Linked DNA regions of Homo sapiens: all the other regions are linked to region 1. A link is a loop called in an ENCODE intact Hi-C map of the cell type or tissue named here. Cell type or tissue: heart left ventricle. All regions are shown on one strand. Each heading gives the region's core, and the rest is flanking DNA. Links, peaks and the distances in the headings are about the cores only. Region 1 has its middle 160 kb from the start of SMIM23. Region 2 holds the start of LOC105377724 (a long non-coding RNA gene). Region 3 holds the start of LOC107986476 (a long non-coding RNA gene).

The links. Hi-C counts contacts between places; a loop is a spot of excess contacts. Peaks named below come from ENCODE experiments on the same cell type or tissue, not always from the same donor. Only the 100,000 strongest peaks of a DNase experiment are listed, where the experiment ranks them.
Region 2: it touches region 1 in a loop (3-fold over the local background); 17 of 110 quality-filtered maps call a loop at or near these places.
Region 3: it touches region 1 in a loop (3-fold over the local background); 42 of 110 quality-filtered maps call a loop at or near these places.

The regions. Positions count from the first base shown.
Region 1 is chr5:171,626,865-171,632,646 of GRCh38, reverse strand. No RefSeq gene overlaps it. Among named protein-coding and RNA genes, the nearest start is that of SMIM23, 160 kb to the left of the region's middle. In heart left ventricle, for the core only: a CTCF peak has its summit at 2,393; a DNase peak (open chromatin) is centred at 2,426; H3K4me3 peaks cover 564 bases.
Region 2 is chr5:171,734,358-171,740,139 of GRCh38, reverse strand. It overlaps LOC105377724 (a long non-coding RNA gene), which reads left to right and starts at 2,327. Exons shown (of 5, transcript XR_001742983.2): 1 at 2,327-3,163; 2 at 3,811-4,126; 3 at 5,262-5,388. LOC105377723 (a long non-coding RNA gene) reads right to left here and starts at 1,755. Exons shown (of 2, transcript XR_941215.1): 1 at 1,671-1,755. In heart left ventricle, for the core only: CTCF peaks have their summits at 2,601 and 2,803; a DNase peak (open chromatin) is centred at 2,348; H3K4me3 peaks cover 2,305 bases; H3K27ac peaks cover 2,645 bases.
Region 3 is chr5:171,847,720-171,853,501 of GRCh38, reverse strand. LOC107986476 (a long non-coding RNA gene) reads left to right here and starts at 5,384. Exons shown (of 3, transcript XR_007059052.1): 1 at 5,384-5,782. In heart left ventricle, for the core only: a CTCF peak has its summit at 2,711 (motif pointing right); a DNase peak (open chromatin) is centred at 3,357; H3K27ac peaks cover 678 bases.

The DNA of each region.
Region 1 (5,782 bases), core at 295-5,294:
TAGCTACATTAGAAAAGTAAAGAGAAACTGGTAAAAATAATTTTATTATATATTTTGCTTAACTTAATATATATCCACATATTATAAATTTAGTGTATAGTCGATACAAAACATGACAAATGAGTTTTCTTTCTTTCTAATTTTTTTAAGGATTTCAAATCCAGTGTGCATTTTATACTTACAGCACATCTCCATTTGAAGTAGCCATACTTCAAGTGCTGAACAGCCACTAGGCTGGGCAAGTTTGGATGATTCAGAGAAAACTTTGCCCTTCCCACTCTCCTCTCGTTCACCTCCTACACACATGCCACACACGAAAAATCAAATCAATATACATACATACATAACGTTTTATATATATATATATACACATATATATATATAATATATTTCTCAAAATGACAAGAGTATAGAGCTAGAGAACAGGCTGGCGATTGCCAGTGGTTAGGAAGAAGAGGAGAGATGAGCGGGTGTGATCCTCCAGGGTATCCCGAGGGAAATCATGATGATGATGGAATAGTTCTGTGTCTTGATTGTGGTGGTGGTTACACAGATCATCAACATGGGATAAAATGACCTAGAACTATACACACAGACTGCACTCACGTCAATATCCTGACTTTGACATTGTACTAGAGTTATGTAAGATGCCACCATCGGGAAAAACCAGATGAAGGGTACATAGGAATTGTCTGTATTATCTTTGCAGCTTCCTATGAATTTATATTTATTTCCAAACTAAAGGCTTAAAAAACAAAAAGAACAGAAAAGAAAAAGGAAACAACCTAAATGTCCAAAAATACGAGATTTTGGTTAAATGAACTATGCTGTCAGTCACTTTACATATACATTTTATTGTGTATACATTATATTTTATTTATTTATTTATTTTGAGATGGGGTCTCACTGTGTCATCCAAGCTAGAGTGTAGTGGCACAATCTCGGCTCGCTGCAACCTCTGCCTCTCCGGTTCAAGTGATTCTTGTGCCTCAGCCTCCCAAGTAGCTGGGACTACAGGTGCACACCACCATGTCCAGCTAAATATTGCATTTTTAGTAGAGCCAGGGTTTCACCATGTTGGTGTATATACATTTTATTGTACATTGCCGTACAATGAAATGATTCTGAGCCATTTAGAATGATCAAGAAAACCACATAGGCAGACAAAGAAAATCGGAATACACGACAGCATATCCTGTAAGATTTCCTTGTTGTAACTAGGTTTGTGTGTGCACCAGACACACGAAAGTCTGATAGGATAAGACACAATGTTAGCGGTGGTTATCTCTGGGTGACTTTCGTCTTTTGAACTGCCCAATGTTTTATGATGCACATGTATTACTTTAGTAATCAGGGAGAATATGCTATTTCTATGTTGGGGAAAAAAAAGAAAAGTGTAAGAAAGTGGCCGAAGGGCAGCAGATTGTGTGGCCATGCCATCGTTCTATCCCGAACGCAGCTCCATGAAGGTGTGCAAAGGGAGGCCAGCAAAGAAGTTCTCCCAGGGGAAGGGACAGTGAAATATGTGCTTTGCTTTCTGGCAGGAACCAAACAAAAGGAGATGGAGTGATTCAGACCAAAGGCCACAGCACGTCAGGAATAAAACAGCACCTGGTATATTACAGTCCCAAAACACGTGTGTGGACTAGGGGTGGGGATGTGTAAAAAAAAAAAGAGAAACTGGTTGCTGAATCTGGGTAGGAATTCAGCTATGAGCGCTCTCTGTCTCTCTCTCTCAAATAGTCTTTGGTACTTTTGCTCTGTCATCATTTCTGTTAAGAGAAGCACCTGGTTTTATATTTGCAACCACAAGCTCAAAATGCCTTTCTGCTGGGTTTGTCTACATCTGGGCCCAGGGAGGCCACAGCCCCTGAGTAAATCACCCTGAAGGCTCAGCCAGGGACCTGGATGAGCAGAAATTTCTGTGAAGGTTGGGGTGGCAATTAGGACTTGCATGAATAATCCAGACAACAATCACCAGGGTAATTAATATTTCTTTTATTTTAAAGAATTTACTGTGCCCCAGACACTGTCTGTCGCTGCTCTGCATTACTTTCTAAAATTGGTATTGCTCCGTTTTACAGATAAACTGAGGACTAGGGGAGGTAACCAGCTGAAGGTCATGCAGCTAGTCCTGGATGGAGCCAGGGGGGCCCCAGTCCCGTCTGTCCCCAAAGCTACGTTCTTTCTACACGGGGCCTTGGGTGGTCCCCTTCATTTTCCTTGGGGACACGAGGATAAACGGAGGAAGGCAGAGTTTGCACAGAACCTTGTGGCTCCCCTCGAGGGTAGACATCTGCTGGTGCCACCCGAATGGCCACTCCTGACGGAGCGGGTCCCAGGATGGCGAGGCTGCGCGGGCTGGGACGGGATCTCCTGCGCACAGGCTCCCCCTTATGGAAATGAGGGAGACGCCGCTGCAACTCCAACCTGCCGCTCCACCCAGACAGAGGCGCTGGGAAGGGCTGCCCACGCCCACCCAGCCCTGCGCCTGGATGACGGCCCGCCCCGGGCTTCCTGCTCGGAGCGCGCTCTGGCCCCTAGAGCAGGCATCTTCTTTGGCGTTCCACTCGAGGACGTGTTCTTGAATCCACACGCTACTGAATGTTGATAAATAAAATAACATAAGCTGACAGAGGCCTGAGAAGAAGCGATGATATTTACAATGGGCTTCTCAGGGAGCTTTTCCTGTTTCGACACCAGAAGGAAAACATCCTTGCTTTAAAATATATATAGCATGTGTAATGTTTTATTTCCTAGGATGGCTGAGAACTGCTTTCTAACCATAGAGCTTTGGTTGAATTCTGTTCCCTCCGTGAGCCTCAGCGCCCTCATCTGTAAGATGGGTGTGATGACACTGATCTCATAGGATGGTTGTGACCTGTGCCCATAAAGGGCTTTAGGTCCTTCTGGGAATCTTACAATTCCAGTGCTCATTCACTTACTCAGTAATTAAGCCACTCAAAAAAAGTGTTTACCCAGCACCCACTATGTGCCAGGCACAATGAGGAAATCAGACAGGGGCCCTCTGTGTCTTTAAAAACAAGGGTGAGGCCTGGCTGCCAGGAGGCACGCAGGAAATGGAGGAAGCCCTCGGGGAAGGGAGGACAGAGAGAAGGAGCGACCACGTGATTTCCCTGACCTGCAGCCCACTGGGTCAGCTGGACCGGGAGCCAGGACACCTGACTCTAACTTGGTCCCTATTTCTCTGTGACCTTGTCCTCTGCTCCTCCCTCCCTCTCTCTGAGCCTCCATTCACCCACCTGCAAAATGGAGGAGCAGAAGGGAACGCCTGGTGGAGGTGCTGTGATTTGACCAGCCAAGCCTCCTTTGGATTAAAAGACAGCCCTGCTTCAGACTGTCCCCCATCCCTGTCCTCCATGGTCGTCCCCCCATCATGGTGCCCCCATGGGGTCCTCTTGCCTGTTCTCCCTGAGCCCTAGAACACTGTCCCTGCTCTTTAGACGTAGGCAGGGTTGGGCAGGGGGACCTGGCTCTGTAATCTGAACCTCAGTTTCCTCATCTATAAAAGGATTTGTAAAAGGGATCCTTGGTGGTTTGATTCTGAGGATTTAACAATAAGGACTCCAAAGTGCAAGGGTGGGAGAGTGCTTTGTAGCCATCCATGCCCTCCACAGATAGACAGTCCTGTTGATCTTATTATCTGGGGCATCCCTGTGGAAGCGCGTCCTCTGGGGTGGGCTTTGAGGGGATGGGAAATGAAGAGATTCAGCTGTAGGGCTTGCCAAGTAAATACCCCTAGACTTCCTGAAGGAGGAGATTCCAGAGCAGGCTGCTGGGATGAGAATGAGTTTGCAAATTGAGTGGCAGGGCTGTCAGTGTGGGGAGGGGGATATTCCACGTGGAGGAAACTGAGTATACAGAAGTTCGTGTATTGAAATAGCCTGGAGGCTGGCTTTGATCCTAATAAGGGAAGATCTTCAAGCTAGTATTCTGCGCGGGAGGGCAGCCAACATGGGGGTTTGGGAAGAGGAGGCTGGTAAGGCAGGCAAGACACCCTGGGCATGAAGGGCTTTGGATGCCAAGACCTTTGGGACTTTGGATTTCAGACCAAGGGAAGCCATGCTTGTGTAACTTGGGCGGAGCAGAGAGGGGAATTGAAGCGGGAGAGACCAGGGTGGCAATAATCCAGTGGGGAGAGAGAGTGAGAGCTGGCTGCGGTCAAGGCTGTGGGGATGTGGAAAAGGGAAAGTATTTGAGAGATGTTCCCGAGATGGCCCCAACGGGGCTGCATGATGGATTGACTGTGGGGCGTGAGGCAGAGGGAAGATCTTACCATCTAGCTGGAGGGCCCAGACAGACACCCGGGAACAAGAGTGAAGTAGATGAGAGAGAGGATAATTAAGTGCTAAATTGTGCAGCTTAATTTATTGTCTGGATAGTTGCCTTGTACTATAAACCCCGTTGCTCTAATGAGCTCATGACATCAGTCAGCAAGGAAAGTATGCCTAACGCATTGCCCATCACACTGGGGCCATCTGTGGGCACTGCCCAGATGCCTATCTGGACAGACACTCTGGCTGCCAGGCTTCTGGACTCAGTTTGCAATTGAGGGTACCAACAAGTGCCAGGCCAGGGCACCTCTGGCAAAATCCCTTCCTTAGAAGCTTCAGAATCCAAAAGGCCAGGGACTCCCAGGGGTTTAGTTCCAAAGAGGAAGGAAGGAGGCACAGAGTTGGAACTTCACTGTAATGCAAGAGCATGGGTCCTGCCCCAGGGTCCAGGGGAGTTGGATTCACATCTAGCCCCCTTCCTGCTTATGTGACCTTGGGCTGGCCTCCAACCCTTCTGAGCCATTCATTGTCTTATCTGTGAATTCAAGCAAGCACCCAGAAAGTGTTCTGTGAACCTCAGTTATCATGAAAAGATTCTCCCAGTTGAGGCCGGGCATGGTGGCTCACACCTGTAATCCCAGCACTTTGGGAGGCCGAGGCGGGTAGATCACAAGGTCAAGAGATTGAGACCATCCTGGCCGACATGGTAAAACGCTGTCTCTACTTAAAATACAACAAATTAGCTGGGTGGTGGCATGCGCCTCTTAGTCCCAGCTACTTGGGAGGTTGAGGCAGAAGAATCACTTGAACCTGGGAGGCGGAGTGTGCAGTGAGCCGAGATTGTGCCACTGCACTCCAGCCTGACAACAAAGTGAGACTCTGTCTCAAAAAAAAAAAGATTCTCCCAGTTGAAAAAGATGTTGAAAACAATAGGTATGTAAGAGCACCCACCTTACTTACTTCTCATGGACCACATCCCAGGCCTGGAGCTCCTGGGGATGCAGAGAATTTATTCTGTCCACCTACACTGGAGGGGAGAAGACAATTCACCCTTGATTCTATTACTCCGTTTATTGAGTCTTTTAAAGAGATTTTCAGTGTGTGATAAAGAGAGAGGGGTTTGTCTTGGTGAAAACCAGAGGCTTTTTGAAGAAAATGCACCCCAAACAGGCCTTGGATAATAGTCTAGACTTTCTTGCCAGAGAAATAGCCCCTTGCACTTGCTCTTCTTAACAAGGTTGCTGGAAATATCTTTGTTGGAAGTGCTTAGAAGAATATCTGGTTAGAGGGGTAGGGGCGAGGGTGAAATGCAGCTGCATTTACAGAGAATTTTATATGACATTGAGAAGGGTCCATTTTCCATAGCAAGGAAAATCAAATCTGATAGAGATTGTGGAAGAGGCCAAAGCTCCCACTAGCCCATCTCCCCCAGGCCACCATTCCTCATAACACTGACTGCAATCGTAATGGAGAGATTGTTTGATTTT
Region 2 (5,782 bases), core at 454-5,453, 110 kb before region 1:
AATTAGTTAAGTATAAATGAATCAGAACCATATGGCTTAAATGCTAAAGGAAAAAGAGTTGGAGGAAAAAATGTCCTTTGGGATTTAATCAAACAAAAATTGCTGGAAAAATCGTTGATGTCCACCAAGCTCAGACCCCAACTGGGTGCCCTCCAATCCTGCTTTAGCATTTCTCTCCTTCCCAAGGTACTCGCCGTGAAGCAAGGGTGACTTCTGGGTCCTGCTCTCTTGATGCTGGGCGTCATAGGGATGGAGTAGGTGTGGAGTGGGCACTAAGGCTCAGGGAATCTGGGGAGCACTGAGAAGGGGTGCCCAAGTCAGCCCTTGGCAGACTGGGAATGGCTTCCCTGTGGAGATGAAACTGAGCCAGGATTACAAGTAGACGAGGGATTGTGGGGCTGGGGTGGAGTGGGCATTTTGGAGGAGGCAGTGGCGTATGCACGTGCACAGAGGATAGACGAAACCTGGGACGATCATGGAACTGCAAGAAATTTGGAGTGGCTGGTTCTCAACTCATGCCTTCCTTCCCTGGCCACCCAATTAAAGGCACACGGCCTCTTCCATTCACTCTCAATCACATCGCCCTGTGGCATTCTCCTAGCAACACTTTTCACAGAAAGAAAGAAATGCTCTCATCTCTTTCTTTCTCTCATTGTTATTTACATTCCCTGGCATGTAAGCTTCTTAAGAGAAAGGCTCTTGTTTGTCTTGTCCCCCCACTGTGCACTGTGGTTCTAGCAGCTAACACAGCATCTGACTTGGAGTGGCTGCCCAGTACGCATTTGAAGAATGAATGAATGGAAAGTGAATGAGCGAATGGCTGGAGAGTAGAAGACGTGAGGGATGGGGAAAGAAGAAAGACTGGAGAAGTGGGCAGGTGCCAGGCCTGGAAGACTGTACGTGGTGCTAAGAGGCCCCTGAAGGTAATGGAAAGCCAATCAAGGGTTTCTAGGAGGATGTGATGAGGATGCGATAAGGTAACACTGTGTTATGTTGTTGGGAATCAGTGAAGGTGGGAAACCTGGAACCCTGGAGAAAATGAGTGACAACCAAATCCTACGTTTGTTTGGTGTTTCCCCATCATCCCTCAAAGGGTGTGTAAGATAGTGAGCCATGTAGAATAAGTAATTAATTAATGCTGCGGGTTAATAAGGGGTAGATGACTCTCAATTGCTACATGCAAGCTGTTATTTTCTCATTTAGAAAAAGGATCTTGTGGCTCACTGTGGAAAATCATCTTCCAGAAAAAAGAAAGAGACATGTATGTCGGCTCTGTCTAGAATATTTTCTCTGAACCAGAATCTCTTTCCGTAGGGTAGCTGCCCTTGGCAACTCTCGGGTTACAAGAAGCTGGGCAGGAGATTCCTGTGACATTTCAGCAGAGTCACGAGTGGGTGGGATGGGGAAGCTCCGAGCTGCAAAATAGGTAAGTTGCTCAATGTCCCTGGAAAACCTCCGAGGACAGAACTGAGTGTGATTTGGGGGAGTATTTTAGGTTCAGAGACATCTTTATGTTAGGCGAGAAATTCATGCCCCAGGCTCGTGGAGTTGCTCATAACAGTGTGTTATTGCTGGAAGCCCCAGAGGAGCTTGGACTCAGCTCCCTTAACAGGGGGCTGAGCCTCTCTGAGAAAGCTGTTTACTTCCCCAGACACATCAGTCTCACTTACCCATGTTTATTGCTTCTGCTCCTCTGCTTTACCCTCCAGGCCTCAGGTGCAGGAGAAGCCAGTCCTCTTCTCTAAACAGAAGACACTGCAATCACCGTAGCTAGATCTTCCTTAGTGTTTGCCATGTACCCGCTCTCGTTCCAGGCGTGTTCTAGGTGTATCATCTAACTGGGCCTTCAGAGCTCGGAAGCTCAGAGAGCTGAAATCACTTGCTCAAGGTCACACAGTCAGTACAAGTGGAGGTTTGAGCACTGCGCCTCTTAGAGTCCCTCACCTCAGGTGATTTTAACCCTTACATATGGAGCTTGCCAGAAACTCAAGCCCACCCTTTTCCTCCACACCATGTAACTCTGCCCTGGTTTTATCAAGAAGCACCTGCCTTCTCTTCTGGATTTAAATAGTAACGTTTGTGGTGAGCATTTGTGGGCTTGGGACTGTTCAGTGGCCAGCAGCACTTCCATTCCCTATGGAGACCCACCCTCCATTGTGTGCCATCACGGCACAGTGGGTGATGAACTTGCCCCTTACACAGAAGCACAAACACCCAGTTCTCCCCCTCTCTTCTCCAGCTGCAACCAAACGGTATGCACATAATCCAGGCTAGGGTAGCCACATGTTCCCTCCAGGACTTGGACCCTTGAGTGAGTGATTTGGGGCCGGGAGGAGCGGCTGGAGGCTCTCCAGGCCAGCGGCAGCGGTGGCGTGCTGGCCACCCATTCTCGTGACCTTGCTAAGGCCCCTGTTGCTTAACTCTCTGGCAAGCCCTTGGTTTCTGGCCATTTTCCAGACTTCATCACTCTTCTCTGCCAATTCTATGAGCCCCTGATAGCCTTCCAATAAATTCCACTTGATTACCACATGGCTTGCAATCAAGAACCCAGCATAACACACAACCACTTATTAAATACTAAGTAAGAGCCAGACACTTGACATGTGACATCTTGTCAGATCCTCAAACACCCCGGTGAGGAAAGCGTTATTATCCCTGTTTTCCAAATGAGGACACTGAGGCTCAGGGAGCTGGGTGATGTGTCAAAAGTTGCCCAGCTGCAGAGTGGCAATGCTGGAATTTGAAGCCAGGCTTTTCTGATTCTGAATTCCATGTTTTCTTACTTGCCTTTTTCTTCTGCTCCAGCTTGCAGTGCCTCGGAGAGGTGGCGCTGGCTAGCCTGGGACTTCCAACATACAGCCTACATTGATGGCCTGAGACTTGTGGCAAAAAAGACTTTCAAAATCTAATTTGCTCACATACATGAACACCTGCCAGGAAGGAATTTGAGGCCTTTGTTCTAAACATGGAAAAGCTGAGTTCATTTGCCCCAGAGGGGGCACCTGCAGGGAAAAGGAAAAATGGTTTTAACCCTTTCCTTGAGTCAGAAAATGAGGCCACCAGATTCTCCTTTCATCCTTCAAGTATCAGAAAGGTCTGTGCTGTGAATTCCACAGATGAGATTCATTGCAAGATGTGAGGGCAGAGGAAATCCATGGAAATGGTGAGTTCTTTCATATTTGTGCCTTTCTATTGTCAGTTTGGGGATATTTGAGAGAAGTTTGAGCTGCGTATGAAGAACCCATTTACTTTTATGCAGCTTTCTGGGGGAAATTTTGGAATTCCTCAAATCCAAGAATTTTGAGATTTTAGAACCTCCAAGAGGCCTGACCTGTTGAACAATCCCCCAGCCTTCATGCCCCAACCGCCTCTCCAGTGACTCCTCATAACTATACTTTATTTTTTTCTTTATTCTCTTTTTTCGAGACAGGGTCTCACTCTGTCATCCAGGCTGGAATGCAGTGGTGTGATCATAGCTCACTGCGGCCCTGATCTCCTGGGCTCAAGTGATCCTCCCGCCTCCGCCTCCCAAGTAGCTGGGACTATAGGCATGCCACCACGCCCAGCTAATTTTCTATTTTTTATTTTGTAGAGTTGGGTTTTCACCATGTTGCCCAGGCTGGCCTCGAACTCCTGGGCTCAAGCAATCCTCCCGCTTTGGCCTCTCAAAGTGCTGGCATTACAAGTGTGAGCCACCACGCCCAGCTTTGTACTTTCTTAATGATGTGAAAAGACATCTGAGTAAATCTGTAGTTGAGAGTGCAGGAAAAAGAAACCCTATCACACACTCTTTTGTCAACCGAATTGCAGAAATCCACATTCAAACTGGATGCATGCGTTCAGCAACTGGAAGCTGAGTTCATATTTCATTGCCCAACTACCCTGACCACTTGGGAATCGCAGGTTTGGAAGGACCCACAGCCATTCTGTGGAAATGGATCTGCTTTCAGGACCGAATCTCAGACTTCTTGGGGAAGGTTTCAGTGGCTGCCTTTGCTGTGCAGACCTGGAGATGGGTCTGATGATCGGACACCTGAATTATCTGTGTGGCTGAGTTTCAAGAAGACCTGCTGGGGTGAAATGAAAATGGTGCCTACTAGAAGCCCCAGTGGCTTTGCTGGTGGAGGTGAGCATAGATCCTAGAACTATATCCTGATGCTTCTCACCATGTGGTCAAGCTCTGGGTAGTGTTTGGGCTCCCATGTATATGTGAAGTTCATTCTTTTTTTATAGGGTGGCAAACATTGAGCTCTATCTACCCCATAGTAATAAAGGATGGCTTTAAAGAACAGAAACCCATTTAAAATCACTCATATAAAAGGGTGACTAACTGAGGATTAAGAAGGGGATTCTCATCAGAAGAAAGCACAGAGAGTAAAGCTCAACCTGTGGGAACTAGAAAGCAGGCTGACAGCTCGTCTTCCCATTTCTCCCTTTGTGGTCCCATCTCTGCTCTCTCTGGGAGGCAGCAGGCCAGCCTCCCTGCCTCTTTGTGGTTTCTTTATCTTTTTCCTTTTTCTTTCTTTCTTGCTTTTTTTTTTTTTTTTTTTTTTGAGATGGAGTTTCACTCTTGTTGCCCAGGCTGGAGTACAATGGTGTGACCTTGGCTCACTGCAACCTCCGCCTCCTGGGTTCAAACAATTCTCCTGCCTCAGCCTCCCGAGTAGCTGGGATTACGGGCGCCCACCACCATGCCCAGCTATTTTTTTGTATTTTTAGTAGAGATGGGGTTTCACCATGTTGGCCAGATTGCTCTCGAACTCCTGACCTCAGGTGATCCACCTGTCTCAGCCTCCCACAGTGCTGGGATTACAGATGTGAACTACTGTGCCTGGCCTGTGGTTTCTGTGTCTCCACAAGTTTGGCCTCCACCAAGATTTTGGCACCACCTCCTGCCTCATCTCCGTATGACTCTACAAGTTCAGCACCATCCACCAAGGCTGCTGGCTCTGGGGCTCTCTGATGCTTTTGGTGGGGACAGTGTATCGGTTATCTGTTGCCACACTAATGCTGTGTAACAATCATTAACACTTCAGTGTCATACAACAATAAACATTGATTTTCGCCCACTAGTCTAAGGGTTGCTAAGTGGTTCAGCTGCGTTGACCTGAGCTTGGTGGGACTTGCTCATGTATCTGTGGTCAGCTTTGGGTTAGCTGGGTGGCTTTGTAAGTCTTGGATAGGTGCTCTCATATGTCTGGACCTCACCTCAGACAAATGGGCTGACTTGGCGCTGCTCTATGTGGCTTATCCTCCAACAGGCTAGCTTGCTCATGTCCTCATACAGAAGCAGAGATGCAAGCAAGTGAGAAGGTGGAAGGACTCAGGTCTTGGGCCTTACTCTGAGAACTATAACACCATTCCTTCTGCTGCATTCTCTTGTCTAAAGTAAGTTACAAGGCCAATCCAGATTCAAGGGCGGGGGAAACAGGCTTCACCTCTTGATGAGAGAAGCTACAAAGTCACATTACAAAGGGCATGGCTACTGGGAGGCATGAGGACTTGGGGTAATAATTACTTGTGTAATTGTTCTGTCACAGACAGGGGATCTGATTGGCTCTCAGCAGGCCTGTGGATTAGTTCCGTTTGGTTCAGGTGCTATCTGAGGTTTGGAGGTGTGTGTACATGGAGTTGGGGAAGGGTCAGAAGAGATAACAGCAGCCCCAAGAATAGAGTATTTAACTTTGGCACAAGACACCCACTGTGTGTTATATTCCTAATCAGATTAATTGGTTGAGGAGCGGGTTTCAAAGAAAACCGAACTGGGCCAATCACAGACTAC
Region 3 (5,782 bases), core at 495-5,494, 220 kb before region 1:
GATTCGGGGGCACATGTGCAGATTTGTTACCTGGGCATATTGCATAATGGTGAGGTTTGGGGTACGACTGATCCCATCACCCAGGTACTGAGCTCATACCCAATAGGTGGTTTTTCAACACGTATCCCCTCCCTCCCCCCGTCTAGCCATCCCCAGTGTCTACTCCTGCCATCTTGGTGTCCATGAGTATCCAAAGATGTGGTCCTGTGGCTGCTGCCCCCTCTGTAACTCTATTGGTTGGAGAGCAGAATTCAGGAAAGCAAAGTTGACCCTGGCCCCCTTTCTGTAAGCCTTGGTGGCATAATTTCATTACCCAGGCAAGTACATAACCTTGATTACCTTCCTCATCTTGACCCCCACCTCCCAAACCCCATTCAGCCCTGTCTAGAACTTCTGGATACAGCACGTGGCCTTATTTTTCCAGGAACAAGGTTCATTGTTGTGCTTCTGCGGTGCCCACCACATGATTTCTGGGACAGCCTTGTCAACCCTCTGGGTGTGATCTCAGCCAGAATGTGTCACGATGGCAGACATGGGATGAAAGGAACTGGGAAGAAAGGAACTGGGATGTTCAAATGGTCCTAGACTCCACAGGTGCCCTCAGAGGCGAAGGGGCTTCCTGCTGAAGCCCAGACCCATCCCAGCAGCATTTGGACAGGACTGTCATTACTACTGAGGTCCCACTTTTGGTGACTGTGGGGTTCCAAAACGGTGCCTTTCCCTGGGCGAAGTCAGGCTGAGCTGGCACTGGCTCTTCGAGGAGCAGCCGAACCCCAAGTTTCCCGTGCTGACTCACGGAATAAGAGCCAGGGCCGTGGGCCACCTGCCTGGGGTCTGCCCTGGTTGTGCCACGAGGTCAGGAATTTGGGCAGGCTTTTAGCTCTCAGATCCCTCCGTAGCCGGAGTTCACAAAAACTTCGCTGCATCACTCCAGTGTCAGCTTTTGGTTTCTTGAGCAACTTCTCCTCCGCCACCAATTTGCTGATTCACTCAGTCTCTTCCTATTTAAATCCAAAGGGACAGAGCCTGATCAGCTCCATGACTTGAAACTCCTGGGTGGGGCTTTTTGTTCCAGCGTCCTCATAGGTCACCAAGCAGCCAATGGATGCGCTGCTCTTGAGTTCAGGGGACCCTTTTGACCAATCAGGGGGCATTCCTTGTTCAAGCGCAGCCTAAAGCCATTTCCCTCCCCCTGGGCCTCCTGATGGGATGGTTTCCCTTAGGAGGGCACTCAGGTGTGGCTGACACCATCACTCACAGATCAGGACCCAAACTCCGCCAGGAGGCTCTGCTCCTCCCCATCCACCCCAGCTCCTTGCTAAGCTTTGACAAGGTCAGTATAACTGACTGAGATCCAAGGGACAAATGCGCCCGTGTTTCATGGCTCCTGGAAGTGAGAGGGCTCAGCAGGAAGGCATTGGATTCACAGAGCAACATCATCAGCTCTGCAGCCAGGTCTCTGACTCCTACTCATTACCGCAGTGTCTACTGGAGTCTGACTTATCTCTTTTTATTTTTAATTTTAATATTTTAATTTTTTGTAGAGAAAGGGGTCTCGCTGTGTTGCCCAAGCTGATCTTGAACTCCTGGCCTAAAGCATCCTCCTGCCTCAGCCTCCCAAAACGCTGGGATTACAGGCACGAGCCACCACGGCCAGCCCATGACTTATCTTTAAATCCCAGTAGGTAGCCCAATGCCTGGCACTTGGTTGGCCCTCAGGATACTTTTCTTGGAGTAGCCATAAATAAGTGGGTGCCCCAGGGAGGTTGGGATGAGCAATACTGAGAAGTTTAAGGCACAGTTCTCCTGCCAAAGCGGTTGGTCTCTTTCCACCGTCACCTGGTTTCCCTGGATCAGCTATTACATCTCATTAATATCTTATATTTCATTTTCTTTGTAGTTCCCTTGCAATGTTTCCCAATGTGTGTCCTGTGGGACAATAGTTCAGTGGAATATTAATTAAGTATTATAGTGCAAAGGGATTCTGAGATCAAGTGAGTTTGGGAAATAGCAAGTTAAAGAAAAGGAAGCAGGTTTATTTGCTGAGGGACTTATCAGAGCCTTTCATGTGTTCATGGATGTTGTTACCATCCACAAAGGTAACAGGGGCTTTCGTGTTTCCCACACCTTTTTGACCTTGAAATCATTATTTTTTCCCCTTTGAGTATCTCACAGGACTAGTGTTCTGAGGAGCAGTACACTGAGAAATGGTCCTCTAGACAGAGAGGAAATGCTGTCTTCCCCCTTTATTGGCTATGTGGGATTCGTATAATTTGCTTATTTGTCGGATCCATTATTGCTGGGTGTGGGAGAGCAGGCATGTGTTAGACTGTCCATCTTCAGAGAGGTTTCCTGCTCTTCCTGTTCGTCCAGTAGTTATGGGCTGTGATTGTTATGGTGATAGCAGGGAGGCTGCAGACCCCAGAGGGGATTAGGCATATCTGTGTGTAAACTTTGGGCAATGTCTTTCTTTCAACTGGGCTTGAATCACAGCATTGCATACCCTAAGAAAACATCATGAGGTATATAAAGTTCCCATACTCCCATTAAGTGGCCTGGTTTTCGTCTTTAAGTATGGTGGGGCTGGTAGGAGTAGAACACGGGATGATGTATCACTTCTCCTGGGTTTCTCAACCTCAGCACGACTGACATTTGGATGGGATCATTGTTTGTGGGGTCTGTCCTGTGCCTTGTAGGATATTTGGCGGCATCCCTGGCTTCTACCCACTAGATGTCAGTAGCACGTATCATCCCTCCTGCCTCCCCATTGTGACAACCCAAAATGTAGGCAGACATTGCCAAGTGTCCTCTAGGGGACAAAATCCCTCTCCCATTGAGAACCACTGCTTTAAGAGAAGATTACCCAAAGTCTGTGCAAGGCTTTTGGAATACTCTTGGAAGGATTTTTATCATACTCTTGGAAGAAGGAAGTAGTGCTATCATGCTCAAAGCATGGTCTGAGAGCCTATAAGACGTGCCAGCTAATGAAACTCTCCCCTGGGGTGTTTTCGTAACTCATCCTTAAGGCTCGTATATCTGTTGAGTTTCTTGGTTGCAAGTTACAGAAAACCCAATCCAAAATGGTCTAAGCCAGAAAATGAATTTTTTGGCTGTGGTAACTGAAGAGTCCGACACAGTGCTAACTTTAGGCACAGCTGGATCCAGGTGCTTAAGCAGTGTTATCAAGAAACAAGAATTTTTCCAAATCTTTGCTCTGATTTCCTCATTATTGATATCATTCTCAGACAGGCTCTTCCCATGTGGCAGTGAGAAAGCTGCCAGCAGCTCCGGCCTACTCCTCACTAGAACAGATCTGGTGGAAAGGGAAAGCTTCTCTTCCCTCATGGTTTGAATGCAAGTCCTGGATCTGATTCCCATTGGCCTGGGATACTACGCTATTCTCATTAGCTGTGCCGGGTTCACACGCCTGTCCCTGGAGCCTGGGGAGGAGCCAACACCAACGGAACCATTTGGTGGGGAACAGGAGAGGAATGGTTCTTTAGAGGCAAACGGGGCAGTTACTTGAAGAGAGGTCAGCGGATGCTGGTCAGACAAGCACCTCTATTGCCTCATTCATAAAAATAACTAAACGACAGCCAATAACGGCAGCTCCCACTTGTCGAACATGAATTCTGTACCAGACCCTACCTATACTGCGTGATCGCTAATCACCACCAGCATCCTGAGAGGCAGCTGTTGTCAACCTATTTTACAGATGGGTAAGTGGAGTCTCAGAGGCAGATGAAATGACTTGGCTGAAGTCACAGAGTGGGGCAGTGGCTGAGCCACAGACCGGAGGCATCCTTTTACCTCCTCTAGGACACCCTCTGTAACTGACTTTCTTCCTGCTGCAATCCAAAAGGTCTCCCAAGGTCGCCTGTTGCTATTTTGGAAAGAGGTGGACAGATACTGGAGGGCCACTCTTCAGGCCACTGCCCAATCTTTTCTTGTCAATTTGATGTCAGCTTGTGCCAATCATCCCTGAAGGGCCATTCTGACACAGCAAGTAAGGGAAAGCTTGGCCGGCGTTTTCTGGTTTGGCTCTGTTCTGCCTGCTTGGTCCATTTTCCTCACCTCCGTTTTTGCCCGTTGCCGCTGTTTTTATCTTCCATCCCCCCAGGGAGCCTGCAGAGGGTGCATTAGTAATAAAGCTAACATTTCCAGAGAGAGAGAGAGATATCAAGGAATTTCCATGACATGATTTCATGAAGTTTTCTCAAATATCATATCAAGTAGACACTACTATTATCCCCATTTTACAGATGGAGCAACTGAGGCCTGGAGAGGCTAGAGGACTTGCCCAAGGTTGCCCAGCCAGCAGATGGGAGAACTGGTGTTTGAATCCAGGCAGGACCCATTGCTTTTATTACGGTACCAAAACTTCAGAAAATTGCAAACCAGTGGCCTGTGAGTCAAATCTGGCTAACAGATATATTTTGCTTGGCCCACATAGTATTTCAAAACCCATTTGAACTCATTGCCAATGTTTAAAAATTGAGAACCTGCACATCAAAAAACAAAATTTGTTCTTTTCTGCTTCTCTTGAAAAAAAAAAAATCAGAGAAGATTGGCACCACTGGGCCTACATTCCTGCCTGGCAGAGACCGGCTGGAGCTGCAGCTCAGTCCCAGGTGCCTGCTTTGGGTGGGGTGTGTTCCTCCAGCTGGATGCAGTCCCCACCACTCCCTAATACCTTCCCAGTGCTGAGGCCGGTGTCATTTGCTGTGGCTCACTGTGTGTGCTCTGCGGTGTCCCTTGCGCCCCTCCTGGCTTACCTGCCTGGCTCTGGAGGGCACATGGGCTTGCTGCTCCTCCCCCACATGCAGGAGCTCCCGCCAGCCTCTGACCACAGTGGTTTGGGGTTGCTGTAATCTCTCTCCACACATTCAGTGGAACGGTCTTCTGCTGGTGAAGGTCTGACTTAGGCACTAGAAGAGTTGGACAGAGCCCCAAATTTTCCTTTCCTCCAGTACCCCAATCCCACCCCCTCCCACACTTTGGTTTATTGGTCAGCAAAGGCCACTTTCTTGGCAGTGTTTGTCTTGGGTACACAACCACTTTTTCTTGCTCCCCGCAGAGCCCCCTAACGTTTTCTTCCTAATCCTCCTCAGGAGAACCATCACTCGGATTATCATGAAACCCGAGCGTGTGCGCATGAGGTGCGACCCTTTACAACCGGCGGACCATCTCGTTTCTGCCCAGTTCTGTTTGTTTAAACTCTTTGCTGGCAGGACCCCAGCGCAGGGGCAGAGTTCCATGGCGTTCACAGGCAGATGTTCTGGCCTGTTGCAGGGACCAACGTTAAAAGCCGGGGCAGGAGAGCTGGTGGCCGGAATCCAGGCCCTGGGGGCGGAGGGCACTTCACGGAGGAAGGAGAGGGAGTTCAGGGAGGGAGTTCAGGGAGGAGAGGGATTGGGGATGAAAACAACAGCTCACTGTCCTTTTGCAAATGGAATTTACAGGCCCCATTTCATGCATGAGAACACTGAGGCTTAGAGAGGTGGGGTTACTTGAACAAGGTCACAAGGCTGGTTAAAGTAGGGAAAATAAATGAAATATTTTACAGTTCATGGCATAAGAATACGCCAGTTTCAGGCATGTAGATGATGATGATGGTGGTGGTGGAGATAATGATAATGATGATGACAGGAACTGAAGGGCACAATTAAGGCCTTAAAGATCTCCTGGATGTGGTCACTGTAACCTGTCAAGGCATGACCTGGAATCTTTTACAGCATGGCTTCTCTCCTAGAATCACAGAGTGGCCAAGAGTGAGGACGTT